Linked DNA regions of Homo sapiens: region 1 is linked to region 2. Evidence: chromatin loops called from intact Hi-C (ENCODE). Cell type or tissue: heart left ventricle. All regions are shown on one strand. Links, peaks and the distances in the headings refer to the core of each region. The heading gives the core; the rest is flanking DNA.

What was found. Peaks named below come from ENCODE experiments on the same cell type or tissue, not always from the same donor. Only the 100,000 strongest peaks of a DNase experiment are listed, where the experiment ranks them.
Region 1: a loop joins it to region 2, with 18 times the contacts of the local background. A loop is called at or near these places in 2 of 110 quality-filtered maps.

What each region holds. Positions count from the first base shown.
Region 1 is chr16:89,425,444-89,435,993 of GRCh38, reverse strand. The region is part of intron 1 of ANKRD11 (ankyrin repeat domain containing 11); the gene reads left to right. It overlaps LOC101927817 (a long non-coding RNA gene), which reads right to left and starts at 5,076. Exons shown (of 3, transcript NR_110932.1): 1 at 4,649-5,076. RefSeq lists an enhancer at 2,307-3,079. In heart left ventricle, for the core only: no CTCF peak of the experiment used is centred there; no DNase peak of the experiment used is centred there.
Region 2 is chr16:89,761,107-89,769,106 of GRCh38, reverse strand. It overlaps FANCA (FA complementation group A), which reads left to right. Exons shown (of 43, transcript NM_000135.4): 27 at 1,870-1,966; 28 at 4,041-4,217; 29 at 7,085-7,158. Among named protein-coding and RNA genes, the nearest start is that of ZNF276, 44 kb to the right of the region's middle. RefSeq lists enhancers at 3,798-3,867, 4,028-4,137. In heart left ventricle, for the core only: no CTCF peak of the experiment used is centred there; a DNase peak (open chromatin) is centred at 4,031; H3K4me3 peaks cover 219 bases.

The DNA.
Region 1 (10,550 bases), core at 1,535-9,534, 330 kb after region 2:
TGGGCTGGTGGGCGTGCTCAGCACAGCTCCAGGACACAACTGGCTGTTCTTGAAACTTGCGGTGATTTAGAGGTGATGGGCGGCACCAGCACATTGAACTGAATGCAGAAGTTGAAGTGAAAAAGGCTTCCTGTTCCTTGAGCGAACAGACCGAAAGCGTGTGTGTGTGTGTGTGTGTGTGTGTGTGTGTGTGTGTGAAGAGCTGGTGGCTGTGGGTGCGTCAGTTGGTCTGTTCCTTGAGTGGACAGTCAGTTGGTCTTGGACTCCCAGCAGGACAGAACGAAAGTACGTCTGCGTGTGAATGTGTCTGGAATTGGTTCCTTCCGGTGGGTTCTCGGTCTCGCTGACTTCAAGAATGAAGCTGTGGACCCTCGCGGTGAGTGTCACAGTTCTTAAAGATGGTGTGTCCGGAGTTTGTTCCTTCAGATTTTCAGATGTGTCTGGAGTGTTTTCCTTCTGGTGGGTTCGTGGTCTCGCTGACTTCAGGAGTGAAGCTGCAGACCTTCGCGCTGAGGGTTACAGCTCATAAAGGTAGTACAGACCCAAAGAGTGAGCAGCAGCAAGATTTATTGTGAAGAGTGAAAGAACACAGCTCCCACAGCATGGAAGGGGACCCCAGTGGGTTGCTGCTGCTGGCTCATGTGGCCAGCTTTTATTCCCTTATTCGGCCCTGCCCACGTACTGCTGATTGGTCCATTTACAGAGCGCTGATTGGGCCATTTTACAGAGTGCTGATTGGTCCATTTTTACAGAATGCTGATTGGTTAGTTTATAAACCTTTAGCTAGACACAGAGTGCTGATTGGTGCGTTTTTACAGAGTGCTGATTGGTGAGTTTAGAAACCTTTAGCTAGACAGCGCTGATTGATGCATTTGTACAGAGTGCTGATTGGTGCATTTACAGACCTTTAGCTAGACAGAAGAGTTTTCCAAGTCCCCACCCGACCCAGAAGCCCAGCTGGCTTCACCTCTCATGAAGAGCTGGTGGCTGTGGGTGTATCAGTTGGTCTTGGGCTCCCAGCAGTTGAGTGTTCACACCTGGGCCTGCGCCCTGCTTCACCTAGCCATCCGCATGGACACTTCAGTTTGTCGTGGGTTTTCTTGTGCCTTGGTGCAGTCTCACCAGTTAGAGCATAACTTCCTCAGGGCAAGGCTGCCCCAGACAGCCAGTGTCCTCGCCGCGTCTCCATCCAGTGCTTTCCTGTCTTTGTTATTAGATGCTCATCAAACATGAGGCCACTACAAACTAGAAGACCTTGGCTAGAGTCCTGAGACCTTGTGTGTGTGGTGTGGCTGTGTGAGTCTCTGCCCATCCCACACGCCACTCTTTAATAAGAGCAGATTTTGGACCTCAGGAGACATCTGTTGTGGAATTTATAGGCATGGATTGTCGGGCCAGCTTTCCTTCTGCTGATTAGCTGCTGACCAGCCGCATGCTTCTGCAGCCTTACTGTGACAGGTGGGGCTCAGGTGGCCTGGGCAGGGGTGAGGCACAGGACTGCGCGGTGCTGCTCCTCCTGGCTGCAGCGACTTCGCTGGATTCTCTCATTTTTATGGCTTTCTTTCTCAGACTAGGTCTTTCCGACTTGCGTGGAGAAGAAGAGTATGAGAATTCTCAAGTTAGAGAAGAATTGCTTTATGGTCATTATTTCGACAACTGTATGACTGGGAGTTTGGGTGAGGAAGGGCTAGATCAGTGATTTTTTTTTAAATTAGATTTACTTGGAAAACATTAAAAAAATTGCAGTTCACCCCCAGACACACAGAATCCATAGTGTCTTGAGGAGGTGAGTGTGTGTAGGGTGCACCATGGGTGAGTGGCATCTTGGAGGCACTGGGGTGCTGCTGCCGTATGGCCCTTCTCTTGGTCCTGTTTGCATTTGGGGCCTGTTGTTTATTTCTAGTGGGTGGTGCAGGCCAGGCAGGGTAGGTGGGCATCCTCCCTTCTCTGTAGGTGACACACTAGGGGCATCTTCTCAGAGTAACCAGCTGGGAGCTGGAAACTTCTGTATTTAGAAGCCAGTGTCCATGTCCCCTTCTCCCTTATAGTGTGGTTAAACAATCAAATGTTAATACCAGATGTCGATGTAGCTGTTTTCTCAGGAGTTCTTGGATTCTGAGGCAGAGAGCAGCCCCTTTTCTCTCCACAGTGGGGCTCTGGGGCTGGAGAAGGTGGCGTGCCCAGTCCCCGCGTCCAAGCCCGTTGCTTCTCTCTTACTCTCGTGAAGGTGGCGTGCCCAGCCCTGCTGCGTCCAAGCCCGTTCCTTCTCTCTTACTCTCGTGAAGGTGGCGTGCCCAGCCCTGCTGCGTCCAAGCCCGTTCCTTCTCTCTTACTCTCGTGAAGGTGGCGTGCCCAGCCCTGCTGCGTCCAAGCCCGTTCCTTCTCTCTTACTCTGGTGAAGGTGGTGTGCCCAGCCCCCACGTCCAACCCTGTTCTTCTCTGTTGCGCTCCTGCTGCTCCTTTAGGGAGGCCTTTTAGTGTTGCTGGAGCTGGGACTGGTGGCCAACGCCGTGTCTCTGTTCTGAATAGTATGTTTGAAAGCCTGTCGGTGGTAGTGAGGTGCAAAGAAAAAGGAGTCTGAACTTGGCATGCTGTTAGGTTCCTGTGCTGTCAGGAAGTGGAAAGTCTGCAGAGGAGACAACGGACACTTTCTTCCTAGAAATGGACTAATTAACTTGTAGGTTAGCAGACTGAAAGAGCCTGGAGGGATCCATATGTTAGGGCCAAAGGATCCGGCCAGTCATGGCCACTCAACTGGGCCTTGTCATGAAACCCTCTTGAAGGGGAGGCCTCCTTACTGTCTTCCTTTTTCATTTCCAAATTACTCTTGTCCATAAACTACATCTTATGGTGAATATCCATCTGTTCTAAAGAAGCTGAATGGATCAAAAGGGTAAAATGCTCAGAGGCCAAGGGAGAGCTGTTTTTATTATGGCAATGCTTGTATATAATGTGGCCTGTGTCCATATATTTCGTGTGTGTGTGTGTGTGTGTGAGAGAGAGGAGAGAGAGAGAGAGAGAGAGAGAGAGAGAGAGAGAGAGAGAGAGATAGGGTCTCTGTCACCCATGGCTGGAGTGTGGGGCTGTGATAAAGCCCCCTGCAGCCTCGACCTCACAGGCTCAAGTGATTCTCCTGAGTAGAGACTCAAGTGATTCTACTGAGTAGCTGGGACCACAGGCGTGTACCACCATGCCAAATTTTTTAATTTTTTATAGGGATGGGGTCCCATTGTGTTGCCCAGGCTGGTCTTGAACTCCTGGGCTCAAGATTATACCGTGATAGAATATGAATGGGGGTGAGTGTGTGACTGGTAAGGTCTCGGGTATGGTGGTGACATAGTATAAAAATATAAAAGCAATACATATCTCCGTAGAGAATTTGAAGAATATTGAGAAGTATAAGGAAGAAAGTCAAGACCTGAGCTTGACTTTGAAGAATGAATAGGAGTTTGCCAGCTGGACACAGTAGAAAAGGGCATTCTAGGAAGATGGAGAGGGACCCTCCTAAACTGGAAGGTGTTTGCGGTTGCTCAGAGGCTGGGGAGGCAGCCAGACAGCACCCCTCAACACAGTGCATGCCACGGGCTCTGGGAGGCGGCTGCCACGGCGATGGGTCCTGAGGTCACAAACAGCGGCTGCCAGCCTGGGGAAACACTGGAGTGTGTCCCATGTAGGAGTGGAAGCTTTCGTCCTGTGAAGCTTTTATTTTCCAGGGGTGTGTGTGTGTGTGTGTGTGTGTGTGTGTGTGTGTGTGTGTACTGCATCACGATGTACAACATGAATATATTCCTTGTTAGCCCAGTGACTTCTGCACACCAGACTGAGGTGTAAATAAGTGACCAGATGTGGCAAATTCTCCCCTTAGCACTGTGGGGAATAAGTTGATGGTGTGTGTGGCTGGAGGTGGAGATAATTAAGTTGTTATGATGATGTAGGTAAAGAAATACTGAGACACTCTTGAACTAGAAGTCAGAGCGGTTGCAGTAGGGAGGAGTGACAGTGATGGGGGGGAGCTGGAAATGGACAGGATTTATAAGTGGGCTTTTGATAGGGAGGAGGAGGCAGCTGGTTTCTGCCTTGGAGGGTTAGACAGTGGTGCCCTGCAGCAAGGCAGGGGATACAGGAAGGAGTGGGGTGAGGGCTCTGTATGTGCACAGCCTGTGTGAGGAGAGCCGAGTAAGGTGGGAACATTGTCTCTGATTGACAGTGTCTCTAGTTGGACATTGTTGCAGTGGGTTCAGTGGGTTCAACTCTGATTGGCAGAGCTGGGATTCAGCAGCACGTCGTTAAAGCCAGAGGCAGGTGAGAGTGCCCCTGCAGTGGCTGAAGACAACATTGAGGGAGGAGGTGGAGGAAGGAGATGTAGCAAGTGAAACAAAATGGAAACAAAGTTCACAAGAGAAACCGGGAATGGTGGGGTGGAAGCCTGGGAAGAGAGTGGTTTGTAGGTTCAGTGCTACTGCGAGACCATGCTAGATGAGTGCCAGTTATGTTCCATGTTTCTCACAAGAAACACAGAGGTGGCATCTGTTAAGGGCTGTCGTGGGGGTTGAATGAGGCGATGCGTGGAGAGCACAGAGTGGGTGTGCCTGGGTGTGTGATCATCATGGTGTGGCCAGTGGTGGTGATGGGAGGGGCAGCCACTCACCAGCTCGCTCTCTCTCCAGCCCGTGCAGCCTGCCAGGACTCTTCCAGACACGGGATTTGTCGGTGAACAACGCAGAGCTGATGCAGACATGTGGGTAAAGATGTTGTCCATCCAGTCGCACGCACCGGCCAGCTTGCTCTTATTTATCTTCTGTACTTTGCCTTTGCTGCTTGAGAGTTCTGTAAACAATTCTTAATAAACAAAGAGGCAGGTTTTATGTGGAAACTCCTGGGAGAGGAGAGGATTTCACTGAATGCAAACAGGAGGAAGGAGCAGATGTTAACCCTAGGCTTCTGGAAGCAGGGTTGAGTCAGCAGCGCCTTGGTCTTAGGAAGAGGCCGGGATGGATAGGTTGAGCCTGGAGTGGCCGTTTCTGTTTCTCCGCCTGCGCACCCACTTCCCAGGCTCACAGGGGTTTCCTTTGTGATGCAGGAGGAAGCACAGTGGGAAGAGGAGAGCACAGGCAGGGCTGACGAACATGATGATTCTCAGACAGAAACTGCGTAAGGTCATATGTGAGGAGCAAACTCCCTTTTGTCTTAAGAAAGAAACAATTCATTTTGGTGATGTTTCTTTTGTTACAGTGGCCGGCCATCAGGTTGCATTAATGAAATGGAAAAGTAGTGTTTCAAGATAGGGGACAAGTCTGCTGGGCGGGGACAGAGCCTGCAGTGTGGAATGCCTGCCAATCAGCCATTCATCCAAGGGGCGTTTGTTGACCTTTGTCCTTGTTAAAGGACAGCGCACCTGCTGTGTACTAGAACGTCTGAGCGTGAGAGTTGAGAATCCCTGCTGTGTACTAGAACGTCTGAGCGTGAGAGTTGAGAGTCCCTGCTGTGTACTAGAACGACTGAGCGTGAGAGTTGAGAGTCCCTGCTGTGTACTAGAACGACTGAGCGTGAGAGTTGAGAATCCCTGCTGTGTACTAGAACGACTGAGCGTGAGAGTTGAGAGTCCCTGCTGTGTACTAGAACGACTGAGCGTGAGAGTTGAGAGTCCCTGCTGTGTACTAGAACGTCTGAGCGCGAGAGTTGAGAGTCCCTGCTGTGTACTAGAACGACTGAGCCTGAGAGTTGAGAGTCCCTGCTGTGTACTAGAACGACTGAGCGCGAGAGTTGAGAGTCCCTGCTGTGTACTAGAACGTCTGAGCCTGAGAGTTGAGAGTCCCTGCTATGTACTAGAACGACTGAGCGCGAGAGTTGAGAGTCCCTGCTGTGTACTAGAACGTCTGAGCGTGAGAGTTGAGAGTCCCTGCTGTGTACTAGAACGTCTGAGCGTGAGAGTTGAGAGTCCCTGCTGTGTACTAGAACGACTGAGCGTGAGAGTTGAGAATCCCTGCTGTGTACTAGAACGACTGAGCGTGAGAGTTGAGAATCCCTGCTGTGTACTAGAACGTCTGAGCGCGAGAGTTGAGAGTCCCTGCTGTGTACTAGAACGTCTGAGCGCGAGAGTTGAGAGTACCTGCTGTGTACTAGAACGTCTGAGCGTGAGAGTTGAGAGTCCCTGCTGTGTACTAGAACGTCTGAGCGCGAGAGTTGAGAGTACCTGCTGTGTACTAGAACGACTGAGCGTGAGAGTTGAGAGTCCCTGCTGTGTACTAGAACGACTGAGCGTGAGAGTTGAGAGTCCCTGCTGTGTACTAGAACGACTGAGCGTGAGAGTTGAGAGTCCCTGCTGTGTACTAGAACGACTGAGCGCGAGAGTTGAGAGTCCCTGCTGTGTACTAGAACGACTGAGCCTGAGAGTTGAGAGTCCCTGCTGTGTACTAGAACGACTGAGCGCGAGAGTTGAGAGTCCCTGCTGTGTACTAGAACGTCTGAGCCTGAGAGTTGAGAGTCCCTGCTGTGTACTAGAACGACTGAGCGCGAGAGTTGAGAGTCCCTGCTGTGTACTAGAACGTCTGAGCGCGAGAGTTGAGAGTCCCTGCTGTGTACTAGAACGTCTGAGCGCGAGAGTTGAGAGTCCCTGCTGTGTACTAGAACGTCTGAGCGCGAGAGTTGAGAGTCCCTGCTGTGTACTAGAACGTCTGAGCGCGAGAGTTGAGAGTACCTGCTGTGTACTAGAACGTCTGAGCGTGAGAGTTGAGAGTCCCTGCTGTGTACTAGAACGTCTGAGCGTGAGAGTTGAGAGTCCCTGCTGTGTACTAGAACGTCTGAGCGTGAGAGTTGAGAATCCCTGCTGTGTACTAGAACGTCTGAGCGCGAGAGTTGAGAGTCCCTGCTGTGTACTAGAACGTCTGAGCGTGAGAGTTGAGAATCCCACGCTGCAGGGACGTTGCTGTTCTCTCAGAAGCTGTGTAGTCCCTTCCCTCCCCCCAACCCCCATTTACATTCTGTTCATTGCATCTTAGATGTTGGGCTGTACAAATCATTGTGGGCTCACATTCTAAATTAAAAGAACAGTGCACATTCAGGGACAGTGGTGTATTCTTATTTTTTTATTTTTATTTTTTGAGGTGGAGTCTTGCTCTGTTGCCCAGGCTATAATGCATTGGCACGATCTTGGCTTACTGCAAGCTCCGCCTCCTGGGTTCAAGTGATTCTCCTGCCTTAGCCTCCTGAGTAGCTGGGACTACAGGCGCCTGCCACCATGCCTGGCTAATTTTTGTATTTTTAGTGGAGACGGGGTTTCACTATGTTGGCCAGGCTGGTCTCGAACTCCTGACTTCGTGATCCATCCACTTCGGCCTCCCAAAGTGCTGGGATTACAGGCATGGGCCACCATGCCTGGCCTATGACAGTGGTGTATTTTTAAAGGAAATAATGTTATGTTGGTTATTGCAGAATTTTATTCATTCATTCATCATTCATTCTTTCATTTTGAGATGTAGTCTCGCTCTGTCACCCAGGCTGGAGTGTAGGGCGCAGTCTCGGCTCACTGCAAGCTCCGCCTCCCAGGTTCACAACATTTTCCTGCCTCAGCTTCCCCAGCAGCTGGGACTATAGGCGCCCGCCACCACGCTTGGCTAATTTTTTTGTATTTTTAGTAGAGACGGGGTTTCACCGTGTTGGCCAGGATGGTCTCGATCTCCTGACCTTCTGATCTGCCCGCCTTGGCCTCCCAAAGTGCTGGGATTATAGGCGTGAACCACCGTGCCCGGCCAAAGAATTTTATTTTAATTAATTAATCTATTTTTTTGAGATGGAGTCTTGCTCTGCTGCCTAGGCTGTAGTGCAGTGGCACGATCTTGGCTCACTGCAACCTCTGCCTCCTGGGTTCAAGTGATTCTCCCACCTCAGCCTCCCGAGTAGCTGGGATTACAGGCGCGCGCCACCATGTCTGGCTAATTTTTGTATTTTTATTAGAGATGGCGTTTCACCATGTTGGCCAGGCTGGTCTCAAACTGCTGACCTCAAGTGATCCATCTGCCTTGGCCTCCCAAAGTGCTGGGATTAGAGGCACTAGATTATTGAAGAATTTTAAACCTTTCAAACTAAAGAGTTTAAAAAAACTGTCAAATCAGTGCCCTTGTTTTATTTTGCCCCCTTAATAATTAAAAATAATCATTTTAGAAAAACCTGGCATCATACGATTACTAGACTTTTTTTTTTTTGAGGCATACTCTGTCTCCCAGGCTGGAATGTAGTGGCACGATCTCAGCTCACTGCAACCTCTGCCTCCTGGGTTCAAGCAGTTCTCCTGCCTCAGCCTCCCAAGTAGCTGGGATTACAGGCATGTGCCACCACACCCAGCTAATTTTTTTGTATTTATTGTAGAGATGGGGTTTCGCCATGTTGGCCAGGCTGGTCTCAAACTCCTGACATCAAGTGATCCTCCCGCCTCGGCCTCCTAAAGTGCTGTGATTACAGGCGTGAGCCACCACCCCGGCCCCTAGACATTTTAATTATGTCTTTTCTACTCTGAAAAAAGTTTTAAGAAAAAGTTGTATAGTTCTGTAAGTTGTAGTATGTAAGAGGTTTACAATTCCATCTAGATTTTTGGATCACTTTTGAAAAAAGGCCGTTGGAATTCTGATAGTTACTGCACTGAATCATCAGGTCACCCTGGGGGGTGTTGCTGTCGTAAAGACACTGTGTCTTTTGATCCATGAATATGGGATTTTTTCCCTCCACTTATTTAGGTCTTCGGTTTCTTTCAACAGTGTTTTGTGGTTACAGGGTGCAAGTTTTACACTTCTTTGGTTAAATTTGTTGCTAAATATTCTTTTTGATGCTGTTTTAAATGGAAATGTTTCCTTAATCTTTTTCAGATTGTTCATTGCTTGTGTATGATGATGATACAGCTGACTTTTGTATATTGATCTTGTATCATGCAGCTCTGCTGAATTGATTGACTGACTGACTGAAGACCTTGTTGCATACCAAGAGATGGTTCTTCATGGAGTTGTATCTCATTCTGAGGTTCCTACTTGGCAAAAGACAGGCTGGTAACAGGTGTCCTGATGTCTACTGCCACTTGGATTATTCATTTTGTAGAAACAGAACAGATGAGTGTTGTGAGAGGTCACAAATAACTAAGCGATTGTTGAGTAGGAGCTTCACACTGAAGTGAAACAGCCGCTTCCCGGATTTCTCCGTCTTTTCTGTTTCCCAGTGTCCATGACGCCGATCATAAAATGGTGAGGCCAACAGTGAGCTCAAGACAAGTAGATCACAGTATATTCATGTTTCCTTTTGAGTTTTGCCATTAGACTGTGATGCTGATTTGGAATTCTGTGGGTTTACTAAGAGCTAGAAATAAATTGGTCATCTATATGCGCCTGATTTAGGCTTTCTGAAAGGTTGGTCTTATGTCTTCATTGGTCAGGATTTCAGATTTGTGTGTGTGTGTGTGTGTGTGTGTGTGTGTGTGTGTGATGTTTAAGTGACCATCAGAGCCTCTTGTTCCCTTTCAAGGCTTGTTTTAGTGAAGCCACGCAGGGAGTTGGTGTTTGTTGCTCAGGGAGCTTGTGAACTCGGCCGGCGCTGGTTGGGGTCTTGTGGAGCCGGGCCTCCTGCGGGAGGGAGGCAGGTATTGCACAGTCCAGCACTGTCCTTCCTCCACCTTCTCCTGTGTGTTATTGGGGCTGTTTTCACTGTTGGCTTTTGTGTCACTTTCTCTAGTTTGATTTCATGCCTTTGTCCTCCTCTAATTTTCAGGTATTTCCCAGTTTCTGATCTACAGCTTCCTTTGTTTTTTTTGTTATAGCTGTGTATCTGTTTACTTTCAAACACGAATTGTTTTTGCCATTCCCCTGGATCCGGTGAGGAAGGGAAGGTTTTGGCAGGAGTCGGATGCCTCCTCTGAGGACTGAAGGTTCTCCTGCCTTCCATAGTTGGCTTTTGTTCTTTAGCAGAGGAGTTTGATTCCTATCAGGGCAGGCATTATGGAAAGGGAAGAACGGTTGTGTGAAATCGTTCCCCCTTGTTCTCGTTCTGCATTCATCCACTTTGCACCTTTTTCTGCTAAATGGTATAAAGAGAATTGTTTGGGAACATTCATTTTGTTTCCTGTTTCGTTTTTTCCTGTAGTAAAAAGAAACATTTGCACTGAAGAAGGAAGCCTGGTTTTCCTTCTAGTTCCTCCTCAGGCTCACCTCAGTTCTGAAGTTTGCGTAGTTGCCTTTATTCCCTGGAGCCTTCTCTTTCACTTTAAATCAGAGAAAACGAAATGAATAGCACCCCACCCTTAAAAAAGAAACACCAGAAACAGGAAACAAATAACTGCACCTTCTCTGCCCCCAGCCCGAAAAAATCGAAATAACCGGCCCACCTTGTCCGCCCCCAACCTGAAAAAACGAAGGAGACCGACCGAGGTCAGGAGAATGGTTTGATCAGAGTGGATAGGTGACCTGTCTGCACCAGCTGGCCTTGGGATTGTGGGGCTCCTGGCACCATTGTGGGAGTGGAATCCAATTGGCTGTGTCTTTTTTTGATTGAGAACTAAAATGAGATGAGGCTGG
Region 2 (8,000 bases), core at 1-8,000:
GAACTTAGAAGAGGCGCAAGAAATGTACGTGGAGCAAGGAGAGGGAGTCAGATGGCAGCTGTGCGGATCCCACACCTCAGACATGGGCCTCGGGGAGCAGGCACTCGGTACTCCGGGGATACAGAGTCCCTCCTAGGCGCTTGGCCACACCAGACAGTCCCCACTCACCCCAGGCCCCAAACACTGAGTACTGGGTGTTGGCATGAGAGGCACACAGCCAATGGAGAAGTTGGGAGCTGGTGAGGAGGGAGGCATCCAGGTGGCTTGGGGGAGACAGGGCCATCCTCTCTTAGAAACACAGAGATGCCTCAGGATATATATCCAGGTGAAGAAAGCAAAATACTGAACTCGGTCTCAGATGCTACTTTTTGCATAAGAAAGGGAGAATGAAATATATATTTGGTGTGTGTTTTGTTTTTTTTTTTGTTTTTTGGTTTTTGGTTTTTGTTTTGAGACAGAGTCTCACTCTATCGTCCAGGCTGGAGTGCAGTAGCGTGATCTTGGCTCACTGTAACCTCCGCCTCCCGGGTTCAAGCAGTTCTTGTGCCTCAGCTTCCTGAGTAGCTGAGACTACAGGTGTGCACCACCATGCCCAGCTAATTTATGTATTTTTAGTAGAGATGGGGTTTTGCCATGTTGGCCAGGCTGGTCTTGAACTCCTGACCTCAAGTGATCTGCCCACTTCAGTTAGGATTACAGGTGTGAGCCTCCACGCCCAGCTCAAATATGTATTAGTAAAACAGAAGTATTAGAACTGTAAGAACACCATGACAGTGCTTTGACATCTCCATTGCCTCATGGAATCTCATTCTGAGCTTCCTTGGTTACAAGTGAGAATTTTTCACATGGGTATTGCTGTAGGTATGTATGTTGAGTAAATGACACAGGTCTCACTGTGTCCCCCAGGCTGAAGTGATCTTCCCACCTCAGCCTCCCAGTAGCTGAGACCACAGGTGCACACCCACACACCCAGCTAGTGAGAGATGGGGTCTCACTGTGTTGCCCAAGCTGGTCTTGAACTTCTGGGTTTAAGTGATCCCCTGAGCTGTGATTGTGCGACTGCACTCCAGCCTGGGCATCAGAGTAAGGCCCTGTATAAAACAAAAAATAAACCGAGGGCTGGGCCAGGCACGGTGGCTAACGCTGTAATCCCAGCACTTTGAGTGGCTGAGGTGGGCAGATCACTTGAGGTCAGCAGTTCGAGACCAGCCTGTCCAACATGGGGAAACCCCGTCTCTACTAAAAAAAATTAAAAACTCGACTGGTTGCAGTGACTCATGCCTGTAAGCCCAGCATTTTGGGAGGCTGAGGTGGGCGGAGCACGAAGTCAGGAGATCGAGACCATCCTCGCTAACACGGTGAAACCCCATCTCTACTAAAAATACAAAAAATTAGCTGGGCATGGAGGCTGGCACCTGTAGTCCCAGCTACTCGGGAGACTGAGGCAGGAGAATTGCTTGAACCTGGGAGGTGGAGGGTGCAGTGAGCCGAAATCGCACCACTCTACTCCGGCTTGGCAACAGAGCAAGACTCCCTCTCAAAAAAAAAGCACTAACAACAACTACAACAGAATCAGCTGGGCATGGTGGGAGATGCCTGTAATCCCAGCTACCTGGGAGGCTGAGGCAGGAGACTCGCTTGAACCCGGGAGGCAGAGATTGCAGTGAGCCCAGGTGGTGCCACTGCACTCCAGCCTGGGCGGCAGAGCAAGACTGTCTCACAACAAACGAACCAAAAAACGAAGGACCAATGCTCAGGCCATCCAGTTCGGAATGCACTAAATTCAGTTTTATGAAATTCAAAGTAACTTTTTCCTTCATCCCTTATTTTGTATGGATTACATTTATATGTTATAATTTCTGTTTTCAGATTTTGTACAGCAGCAATTTCTTACTCTCTCTGCAAGTTTTCTTCCCAGTCACGAGATACTTTGTGCAGCTGCTTATCTCCAGGCCTTATTAAAAAGGTAGGTTCACTCTTTTCCTATTTTTCCATTCTGCCATACGTTTCAGGTTTACGCAGCTTTCGGACCGGAAGGCCGAGGTCTGCTGCCGCTTTGTGCCCATCTCAGGGGCAGCTCCTGGGTCAGGCTGGCTGTCATGGGGCAGCTCCTGAGTCAGGCTGGCTGTCATGGCCACCTCTGCTGTCTGCTTAGGCAGCCTGACTGCTGAGTGCTGCCTTTCCTTGTGTTCTCTGAGTGTAAAGTGAAGTTGTATGAAGACAACTACAAGTCTGTAATTGTAATGAAATAGATGTTGGCATTTATAGGATAGATGAATTAAAAGATCAGTATTCATAATAAGTATCTTTCCCTGGAAAGAAGAATTCTTATTCCTCTCATCTAGTAAATGTTCCTTACATTGTTCAGACAAAGGAATTTTTTTTTTTTTTTGAGATGGAGTCTTGCTCTGTCGCCCAGGCTGGAGTGCAGTGGTGCGATCTCGGCCCACTGCAACCTCCACCTCCCGGGTTCAGGCAGTTCTCCTGCCTTAGCTTCCCAAGTTGCTGGGATTACAGGCACGTGCCACCATACCCGGCTAATTGTTTTGTATGTTTTTTAGTAGAGATAGGGTTTCACCATGTTGGCCAGGCTGTTTTCGAACTCCTGACCTCAAGTGATCCACCCGCCTTGGCCTCCCAAAGTGCTGGGATTACAGGCGTGAGCCGCTGGTGCCCGGCCCAGACAAAGGAATTTAAAGATGAGCATTGGAAACCCTGAATGTCAAAAGTAAAGGTGAAATGGCACTGCAAACCAGTGTTGTCCTTTTATAGGATTTTAATGAACGTCTCGTGTATAAAATAGTGGTTTTCAGGCTGGGCGTGGTGGCTCATGCCTGTAATCCCAACACTTTGGGAGGCCGAGGCGGGCAGATCATGAGGTCAAGAGATCGAGACCAGCCTGGCCAACATGGTGAAACCTGGTCTCTACTAAAAATACAAAAATTAGCCAGGCGTGGTGGCGCACGCCTGTAATCCCAGCTACTTGGGAGGCTGAGGCAGGAGAATCGCTTGAACCAGGGAGGCAAAGGTTGCAGTGAGCCGAGACTGCACCACTGCACTCCAGCCTGGGCAACAGAGCGAGACTCCACCTCAAAAAAAAAAAAAAATAAATAAATAATGGTTTTCAACTTCAGGCTTCACATTAGAATCAACTGAGAAGCTTTTGAAACTATAGATTCCTGGCCCCTTTCCAGATAAATTAAGTCAGAATCTGGGAGCAGCCCCTGAGGATCCAGGGTGCACGTATTTCCAGTTATTTCCTCTGAGGAACTTTGTCCCTGGTGCCAAGTTTTTAAAGAAAACATGGAGTTTGAGCTTAGGAGAGGGCAGCGTGGTTCCCACCCAGCATGCTGAGCAGGGACGACAGTCCTTGGAGCAGGCTGGTTATAAACATGGGAGGCTCTCATCTCCTCGGGGGCAGAGATGGACACGGTCACGCAGCACCAATAGTGTGTCTGGCTTGTCCAGTTGGTGTGCATTTTTGGTGGGAACGCCATTCCTGGCAGAGGCCTAGAGATGGGCTGTTTCACTGCCCGGGACCAAACCAGCCCTACCCCTGGGAGGCAGTTTTGTTCCTGCAATTCTGCTTCCAGACATTTAGCTCAAGGAAGCAGTCAGATGGCAGGAAGGTCTGCACATAGGCTCTTCCCTGGAGCACTGTGCACAGCCATGATCGCTGAGGGGCTCTGCACCCTTCCAGGGGCTGGACTGAGGTCCCCTGAACGTGGGGTTGTGTGTTGTGCCCTCCCAGGGGCTGGACTGAGGTCCCCTGAACGTGGGGTTGTGTGTTGTGCCCTCCCAAGGGCTGGACTGAGGTCCCCTAAACGTGGGGTTGTGTGTTGTGCCCTCCCAGGGGCTGGACTGAGGTCCCCTGAACGTGGGGTCGTGTATTGCGCCCTCCCAGGGGCTGGACTGAGGTCCTCTGAATGTGGGGTTGTGTGTGTGGGCTGTTGATGGTCTGTTTCCACCTGAGCATTTGCTCAGCCACTCACAGTGAAACTTGCGCAATGAAGAAACGGCCGGGTCACTCTCTGTTTCAGTTTCAGTTCCTCATGTTCAGATTGTTCTCAGAGGCCCGACAGCCTCTTTCTGAGGAGGACGTAGCCAGCCTTTCCTGGAGACCCTTGCACCTTCCTTCTGCAGACTGGCAGAGAGCTGCCCTCTCTCTCTGGACACACAGAACCTTCCGAGAGGTGTTGAAAGAGGAAGATGTTCACGTAGGTGACCGTTCCTTCTCCTGCATCATGCCACGTCCTGAGTCTAGGGTTTGTGTGTGCTCCTCGGGCAAGAACAGCAGCACGTAGGTGACCGTTCCTTCCCCTGCATCATGCCACGTCCCGAGTCTAGGGTGTGTGTGTGCCGACTGTCTCCTCGTCTCGAGTCTAGGGTGCGTGTGCCGACTGTCTCCTCAGAGGCAAGAACAGCAGCACTTAGATGGTTTGATTGGAATCTTGACTAAAATCGTTGTGGCCTCATGTGCAGCTCTTAAGAAATTATACAGATACTGGGCACGGTGCTCACACCTGTGATCCCAGCACTGTGGGAGGCCAAGGCGGGTTGATCACCTGAACTCAGGAGTTCAAGACCAGCCCGGGCAACATAGTGAAACCCCATCTCTACAAAGAATGCAAAAATTAGCTGGGCACAGTTGTGTGCACCTTTGGTTCCAGCTACTTGGGAGGCTGAGGCAAGAGAAATCACTTGAGCCCAGGAGGTGGAGGTTGCAGTGAGCCAAGATCACGCCACTCTATTCCAGCCAGGATGACACAGCAAGACCCTGTCTCAAAAAAATATATTAATAAATACAGAGAAACCCTGCTATACTTTCTCAGTTTCTCCCAACACGAACTTCTTTTTTTATTTTTACTGATATATTTTTTGAGACAACGTCTCGCTGTGCTCAGTGGTGCAGTCTTGGCTCACTGCAGCCTCTGCCTCCTGGGTTCAAGCAATTCTCATGCCTCAGCCTCTCCAGTAGCTGGGACTACAGGCGCCTGCCACCACGCCCGACTAATTTTGGTATCTTTAGTACAGACGGGGTTTCACCATGTTGTCCAGGCTGGTCTTAAACTCCTGGCCTCAAATTACCCACACGCCTTGGCCTCCCAAAATGCTGGAATTACAGGCGTGAGCCATTGCGCCCGAGAACTTGTTTTTTGTTGTTGTTGTTGTTTTGTTTTTTTTTTCTGGTGGAGTCTTACTCTGGGGCACAGTGGCGCAATCTTGGCTCACTGCAGCCTCTGCCTCTCTGGTTCAAGTGATTCTCCTGCCTCAGCCTCCCAAGTAGCTGGGACTACAGGCGCGCACCACCACGCCTGGCTAAGTTTTGTATTTTTAGTAGAGATGGGGTTTCACCATGTTAGGCTGGTCTCGACCTCCTGACCTCGTGATCTGCCCGCCTTGGCCTCCCAAAGTGCTGGGATTACAGGTGTGAGCCACTGCGCTCGGCCCCTGGGAACTTGTTTTAAACATGTCTGCCAGGCTGTGTGGTGGTCACTCAGGGTCTCTGGGCTCACCCATGTGTGCCTGGTTACTGGAGCTGGCATTGCTCTCACCAGTGTGCCTTGGTACTGATTTATTTCTGAGGATGTTTGCCTGGTTGTTTTGGTCTTTAGAAAAGAATTTCAAGGTGGCTGGGCACAGTGGCTCATGCCTATAATCCCAGCACTTTGGGAGGCTGAGATGTCAGGAGATTGAGACCATCCTGGGTAACACGATGAAGCCCCATCTCTACTAAAAATAGGAAAAAGTGATCCTTCTGCTTTGGCCTGCCAATATGTTGAGATTGCAAGTGTGAGCCACTGTGCCAAGCCTTTTGTGAAATTATTTTATTATTTTTAAATTATTATTTTTTTTTTTGGAGATGGAATCTTCCTCTGTTGCCCAGGCTGGAGTGCAGTGGCACAATCTTGGGTCACTGCAACCTCAGCCTTCTGGGTTCAAGGGATTCTCCTGACTCGGCCTCCCAAGTAGCTGGGACCACAGGTGCACGCCACCGCGCCCAGCTAACTTTTTGTATTTTTAGTAGAGATGGGGTTTCACTGTGTTAGCCAGGATGGTCTCAATCTCCTGACCTCATCATCCTCCCGCCTCGGCCTCCCAAAGTGCTGGGATTACAGGTGTGAGCCACCACGCCCAACCCTTTTTTTTTTTTTTTTTCGTATTTTTAGTAGAAACAGGGTTTCACCGTGTTAGCTAGGATGGTCTCAATCTGCTGACCTCGTGATCTGCCTGCCTCGGCCTCCCAAAGTGCTGGGATTACAGGCATGAGCCACCGTGCTCGGCCTCCTAAAAATGTTTTTAAAAAACTTAGCTGGTCATGGTGATGTGCACCTGCAGTCCCAGCCATCTGAGAGGCTGAGGGGGAGAATTCTGGAGTTCAGGAGGCAGAGTCTGCAGCGAGCTACGATTGCACCACTGCACACACTCCAGCCTGGGCAACAGAACCTGTTTCCAAAAATAAATGAAGGTATGCTACTGTGAATAGCTGTAGAATGTTGTTGTTTTGTTAGTTTCTTTTTTCTTTTTTTTTTTTTTCCTTTTTATAGATAGTTCTCACTCTGTTACTCACTGCAGCCTTGACCTCCTGGGCTCAAGAGATCCTCCTGCCTCAGCCTCCCAAGAGGCTGGGACCACACACATGTGCCACCACACCTGGCTGATTTTTAAATCTTTTGTAGAGACGGGGTGTCACCATGTTGCCTAGGCTGGTGTCAAACTCCTAGGCTCAAGCAATCTGCTGGCCTCAGCCTCCCAAAGTGCTGGGATTACAGGCATGAGCCACCGTGCCCAGGTAATTTTTAAATGAGATGAGGTCTTACTATGTTGCCCAGACTAAAATAGCCGTTTTATACTTAGAAAGAAGGATTACAGTACTAACATCTTTGTGCTAGGGAAATCCTGTAAGAAATCATTCTTGATAAAACTAAGGTTTCTTTCCTGTGGAACTCTCAGCTGCAATTTCATTATAACACAGGGACATGGAGGACTGCGTATGAGATGAAATGACAAACTGGTTTATAAACCTGTCGGTGGATTGTGTGTTCTGTCCTCATTGTATTGAATTGCTTGCTCTCTTTCTCAGTTAACTTACCAAGACTGGTTACACCTGGAGCTGGAAATTCAACCTGAAGCTGATGCTCTTTCAGATACTGAACGGTAAGTGTTGAAAAGAGCTACCCTGGCCAGGCATGATGGCTCACACCTATAATCCCAGCACTTTGGGAGGCTGAGGCAGGAGATCTCTTGAATCCAGGAGTTTGAGGTCAGCCTGGGCAACATGGGGAAACTCCATTTCTACAAAAAATAGAAAAGAAATTAGCCGGACATGCGGCACGTTCCAGTCATCACAGCCACTTGGGAAGCTGAGCAGGAGCATTGCTTGAGCCTGGGAGGTAGAGGCTGCAGCGAGCTGAGATCACACCACTGCACTTTAGCCTGTGCAACGGAGTGAGACCCTATCTCAAAAGAAAAAGGAGCTTCCCTTTAAAATGTTACACGGTTTTCCACATTGCCTTAAAGCCTATGTTTCGTCATTTTATCCTCAATTTAATGTTTGGTTTACCTGTTAATCTTTGAGCACAATTTCAATTTTTTTTTTTTCGGTGGCAAGATTTATTAAAGCAAAAGCGAAAGTAAAGCTTCCACGCGGTGGCAATTTCTGTTTTTCTTTTTTTTTTTTTTTTTCTGAGACAGAGTCTTGCTCTGTCACCCAGGCTGGAATGCAGTGGCGCGATCTCGGCTCACTGCAACCTCCACCTCCCGGGTTCACGCCATTCTCCTGGCTCAGCCTCCCGAGTAGCTGGGACTACAGGCGCCCGCCACCATACCCAGCTAATTTTTTGTATTTTTGGTAGAGACGGGGTTTCACCGTGTTAACCAGGGTGGTCTCAATCTCCTGACCTCGTGATCCACTTGCCTTGGCCTCCCAAAGTGCTGGCATTACAGGCGTGAGCCACCGCGCCTGGCCAGGTTGCCCAATTTCGGTTGTTATTCCTTTA